2 separate regions of the Homo sapiens genome follow, and region 1 is linked to region 2. A link is an interaction called in ENCODE POLR2A ChIA-PET data of the cell type or tissue named here. Cell type or tissue: endothelial cell of umbilical vein. All regions are shown on one strand. Links, peaks and the distances in the headings refer to the core of each region. The heading gives the core; the rest is flanking DNA. Region 1 overlaps KIAA1671. Region 2 overlaps KIAA1671.

Region 1 (2,912 bases), core at 125-2,624, 160 kb before region 2:
ACCTCAGCCTCCCTAGTAGTTGGGACTACAGGCAGGAGCTACCATGTCTGGCTAATCGTTTTTGTATTCTCTGTAGAGACTGGGTTTCGCCACGTTGCCCAGGATGGTCTCCAACTCCTGAGCTCAAGCAGTCCACTGCCTTGGCCTCCCAAAGTGCTGGGATTATAGGCATGAGCCACCATGCCCACCCCCAGTCTCTTTCAATGATTAATAATAATACGGTTATGAGGACAATTACTGATGTAGGTGTTGACCATTGGCATTATGCTAAGCACTTCATGTATGTGATCTCATTTAATCCTCACAAAAGCATGTGAAGTACCTACCCTTGCTTCCATTTTATAGATGAGGAAGATGAGGCTCAGAGAGGTAGAGTGAGTTGCCCAAGGTCACACAGCTAGTACAGATGGAGATGACTGGCTCTGGAAGTCCCTGTTCTGAACAGTTGTACAGAGGGATACAGACAAGGGGAGGAGACTGGGGGCACCCAGCTGCTACTCCTGCATGTCATCCCCTGACCACAGTGTCCTCTGAACTAACTGGTGATTATGCTGGATAAAATTGGCATCTGGGAGAAGTGAGGGCAGGTGGTGTTCATCTGAATGCAGGAGAGTGTAGAGTGTTTTCTCTAACAAGGCTAGGTAAGTCATCTTCAGGGGAGGGGCTTACAAGGACTCATTGGGGAAGCGACCCCTGTGTATGCAGGTGGCTATGCTAAGAGCTGGTGATAGAGCAGGGTGTCTCGGTGGAGGGCTCCCTCTCGGACTCAGAGGCACATTTTAGAGCTTCATTGCTGGTGGCTGAAAAGCACAGCTTAGGTCCTTCTGTGTATCTTATAGAGATGAAAGTAAAGGGCATCGGGAACCAGCGAGGAGACCCTCCCCACATGTGCACTCACACGAGCCTTATGGATTACACGTTTCCTTACAGCATGGCCCCTGGGTTGGCCACTGGAATTGCCATTCCTTTTCAGACTTAGCTTTGGGAGGCAGTGTGTCAGCCTGGAGTGCGGGCGAGTACTTGAAAGCCTTAAGTTCTGTCTTATGTTGGGTTCCCTAGAAGGAGAGCTTGAGATAGGAATTCTGTGAAAGTGATTGATTTGAGTTGTGACTCATGCATCCCCGAGAGAGGGAGACAGGATAATAGGGCAGGGGAGGGGACATTTGGCCTCAGTCTGATCCCCTGGGGCACTCTGAAGCCACAGAGTAAGTCCTGCCTTGGGGCAAGGGTAAGTAGCCCCTCGTGTCCCTTGGAAGCCAGTCATTGGCTGTGGGAGTGAGGGATTTACCAGGAGGGGTGGAGACTGTAGGGCAGCATGTTGGAGGACAGCCCTCCTGGAAAAGGGTGTAACTGTAAACTGAGCAGACAACTGTCATAGCAGCTGGGGGATGGGTGCCGCAGCAGGAAAGGGGATTTGGGGGAGGGGCAGATCCAACAGCATCTCCCATAGGTTGCAGTGCTAGATTCATCCTTAATTGGCTGTGTGACCTTAGGCAAGCCTCTCGGGGCCGAATTTTACCTTCTGTATGCCAGGGGCCTGCATAGAGTCACTGTGGGCTCCATCCCATTCTTACCCTCCATGCAGTGACTTATTTTCTCATGTAAACATTGATTTGCTTCAGCAAATGTTTATTGTGTACCCATCACATGCCAGGCAAGGATCTCTACGACAAAAAGGATCTCTGCCTTCAGGAAGCAAGGCAGACGAGTAACCAGGCATAAAACAGTGGGGTTGGTGTCACAAAGAAACAGAGAGTTCTGGGAACCAAAGCCTACCTGGGCTGGCTGCAGGGGTCTGGAAGGCTTCCTGGAAGAAGTGGTATCTAATTAGGGACCCATGCGCATTAGCTCTCACGAGTACTGATGTCACTCAGGAAAAAGAGAAGGCGACTGGCAGCTTTCTGCGGGTCTCTTTCCCATCCCAGGATGGAATTCTTCCAGATTTTGACTTCTCCCATGTCTTGCTTGAGAGGGGAAATTGCCGGTATGAAAAACAATCATGACAAAGCTGACATGTCGATGTCCGGGATAAGTGAGTTAGGAGCTGGGAGGGAAAGGGTGCTGGTATAGGGGTTGTTGGTGTTGAGAACGCATGGCTTGTGGGAGGCTGGTGGGGCTGGTGCCCTGGGTGAGGGGCAGGAGATGAGGTCTTAGTGGTAGACAAGAACAAATAATGCAAGGCTGTGGTGGTGAGGGGTGTGGACTTCATTTTGTGAGCACCTGGAGGCCACTCGAAGTTTGGGGTTTGCCTCCTTAAGCATAACATACATACAGGAAAGTACACACATCTTAGGTGTCAACTAGACACACGTTTACGTATGTATACAAGATGTAATCACGCATATCAAGATATAGAACATTCTCAGGTCCCAGAGAGCATCTTTATACCCCTTCCTAGTCACAGTCCCCAAAAGTAATTGCTGTTCTACCTTCCGTTACCCTAGAGCTCACTTCATATAAATTTTGCCTGAATTTCATACACATGCCGTTTTACAGAACAGTTTAGAATGCTGCTTGTTTTGCAAACCTTAATGCCTGTCGTATTTATCCATGTTTTCTTCTTGTTGCAGTACAAATATTCTTGACTTATAATGGGGATACGTCCTGATAAACCCATCATAAGTCAAAAGTATTGTCAAAGTTGCATTTAGGCCAGGTGTGGCAATATACACTTGTAATCTCAGCGCTTTGTGGGGCTGAGGCTGAAGGATCGCTTGAGCCCAGGAGTTTGAGACTAGCCTGAGCAACATGGTGAAACCCCATCTCTACAAAAAAATAAAACACAACAACAAAAAATTAGACGGGCATGGCAGCGGAGGCCTGTAGATCCGGCTACTTGGGAGGCTGAGGTGGGAGGATCACTTGAGCCAGGAGAACAGGGGTACAGTGAGCCATGACAGCACCACTGCACT
Region 2 (2,912 bases), core at 235-2,734:
ACTAGACCAGTAGTTCTCAACCTGGTGTGACTTTGCCCCCAGAACATTTGGCCTTGTCTGGAGACATTTTTGGTTGTTGTGATGGAATGGGGTGCTACTGACATTGGTGGCTGGAGTCCAGGGATCCCACATTGCACAGGACGGCCCCCACCACATGTCCGTAGTGCCATGGTTGGGAAACCCCATCCTAGACCTCACTGGGGGAATCTCACAATATGCAATATACCCATGCATTGCCTTTCTAAAACCTGAAAAGTCCTGAGTTGGAAACATACCTGGCCCCTGGGTTTGAGATTGGGGCTGGTGGAGCTGTGACAGTAGAACCCGCCTCACGGTGTTGGTGAGAGGCCCCTTTGGGGGCTGGCATAGTCAAATGCATTGCTGGGCACCTGCCCCACAGTGTGTGCTCGCCCAGGAAGAACCCAAACGCCTAGAGTCCTGGGCACTCGGATGTTGCCCTACATTGAGAAATGGGCCCTTCTGCCACAGAGCATCCTGGCTGCAGCATCCCAGAGGCCTTTGGGAGCCTTGACGAATCAGAGAAGTGCAGTCCCTGCCCAAGGCTGCACAAGCTTCTAAGTGCTGGGGAGCCAGGATTGGAGCCCGGGTCTGCCTCACCCCAAGGCGCCTGCTAACCTGGTGTCTCTTCCATGAATCCTGTGACCTTCAAGGTCTGCAGCTGACATCCTAGCACCTCAGGGCCAAGAGACTACTTCTTTTCTTCGCTGCTTCAGGCATTCTTGGGAGGTACAGAGAGGTATCAGGGAGGAGGACAGTCTAGGTGTGACTTCTCAGTCAGCCAAGTAAGGTCCGGCTCCAAGGATGTCCAGGGTTTCCCTACGTGCCCGAAAGCCTGCCTATGCAGTGGGTTTGTTGTTTTATTTGGGGGCTTTGATCCAGGCACTGTGTCTGCCTGAACTGGCCTCTGGGTTCTCCACATGCACCAGCTTTGCAGCCAGCTGATAAGCTGCCTTCAACGGCCCTAGTCCCTGTCTGTGTCTCAGGGCTCACAGTTGTGGCTTCCAGAGAGCTCACCAGATTGCTCTGATCAACTTAGGACCTAACACCCATATGATGCGCAGATAATCACTTGCTCATTCCTCCTCAGGACAGACAGGAACCACTGCAGGAGCTCGTTCTGTCCTGACTTGGGCATTGTTAAGGGTTGGCCAAAGATATACCATCCACTTGGGTGTTTTCCAGGGCCTCTGGCTTACCATGGGGTGGATTGGGAAATGGGGTGGGTGGAGCTAGCTGTGAGTTAGAACAGACAGCACTCTAGGCCTGGGCAGAGTCTTTGAACAAAGCCACAGGCTGGGCTGAGCACCAGAAGGAAACAGAGCCCTTGGCTCTGTCTCAGGCAATGGAATGTCAGCCCGACTGGTTTTCCCCCTTTCCCTGGGGTGGGGTGTTCATCAACAAAGGACTCTCCTTGCTGGTTGACAGCCTGAGGTTCCAGGCACCCCCTCAGCCCCACTGCGAGGTCCCCAACTCCAGAGGAAGAGAGACTCCATTCATGCTGAGCTTCCTATAGGCCCCAGCTCTGCCAGGCCAGCCATGCAAGGCTGCTCTGCAGGGCAGATGAGAGGGGGCTGTCCAGGCACACAAAATAGTAGGCTCTTAATAGATACGATGCTTAACTTCCCCAGGCTGTTCCTTCTGGCTGCTTTGCCTTCCCTGATATCCCCACCTGTCTTGTCACACCCTCCTCAGAGCCCTCTGTCACCTGCCACTCAGGCCTTCTGCGCCCTCTCCCCCACTCTGTCTGAGGCCCAGGGGACCTTGGATACTTGGGATAGGAAACTTTGATTAATCAGCGGACCTCAATTTGAGATGGCATTTTCTGCCCCTTGCTCTTTTTAAACCTATTCATAATAATTTTAGCATCTTTCCACATCAGCCCTTCAATTTCTACCTTCTGAAGAGGCAGTCATTGTTTTGAATGGAGACACCATGTTAATTCCCTTGCACTGATAAGCTATAGTTTAGGTATCAGGTGCTCTTGTGGAAGGGCAGTTGGGTTGTGTGTTTGCTGTTACCAAAAACAGTGCTGCTGGGACCATTCATTTGTGTGTGCATTTGTGTGTGTATTATATATGTTTTGTGTGTATGTGTATTTGTGTCTGTTTCTATGTATTTGTGTATGTGTGTGTGGGGGGGTTTTTGTAGGTATGCATTTGTGTATATTTGTGTGTATGCAGCTGTGTGTGTGTGTGTATTGGGTGCATGTATTTATATGTGTTTTTGTGTTGTCTATTTTTTGTGTATGTGTGTGCATTGGTGTAGATGTTTGTGTGTGTACATTTGTGCATGTGTATGTGCTTGTGTATATTTGTGTTTGTGTGAAAGTGTTTTTTGTGTATATGCATTTGTGTGTGCATATGTAAGTATTGTGTATGTGTGTATGCATATCTGTGTGTTTATACATGTGGTTATGTGTATATTTTTGTGTATGTGCATTTGCATGTGTATATACCTATGTGTGTATTTGTATTTATGTACCTGTGCTTGTGTGTATTTGTATATATGTGTGTTTATGTATATTTTTTCTGTGTCTATGCATTTGCCTGTATATGTGTGTATTTGTATGTATGCACCTGTACTTGTATTTGTGTATGTGTATGTATATAGTTTTTTTGTGTATATATATTTATATAAATATATATAAATACACACATATATATGTATGTGTGTATTTGTGTGTATCTTTTTTGTGCATGTATGTGTGTATGTGCTTTTTTTTTTTTTTTTTTTTTTTTTTTGAGATGGAGTCTTGCTGTGGCACCCAGGCTGGAGTGCAGTGGCGTGATCTCGGCTCACTGCAAGCTCTCACCTCCTAGGTTCATGCCATTCTCCTGCCTCAGCCTCCCGAGTAGCTGGGACTACAGGCACCCGCCACCATGCCTGGCTAA

What was found. Peaks named below come from ENCODE experiments on the same cell type or tissue, not always from the same donor. Only the 100,000 strongest peaks of a DNase experiment are listed, where the experiment ranks them.
Region 1: POLR2A ChIA-PET joins it to region 2 with 7 read pairs; 1 of 35 experiments calls an interaction of 5 or more read pairs at or near these places.

Annotation. Positions count from the first base shown.
Region 1 is chr22:24,995,469-24,998,380 of GRCh38, forward strand. All of the region lies in intron 1 of KIAA1671, which reads left to right. Among named protein-coding and RNA genes, the nearest start is that of KIAA1671, 44 kb to the left of the region's middle. In endothelial cell of umbilical vein, for the core only: no CTCF peak of the experiment used is centred there; a DNase peak (open chromatin) is centred at 1,173; H3K27ac peaks cover 937 bases.
Region 2 is chr22:25,153,278-25,156,189 of GRCh38, forward strand. The region is part of intron 6 of KIAA1671; the gene reads left to right. Among named protein-coding and RNA genes, the nearest start is that of KIAA1671-AS1, 42 kb to the left of the region's middle. In endothelial cell of umbilical vein, for the core only: no CTCF peak of the experiment used is centred there; a DNase peak (open chromatin) is centred at 1,264.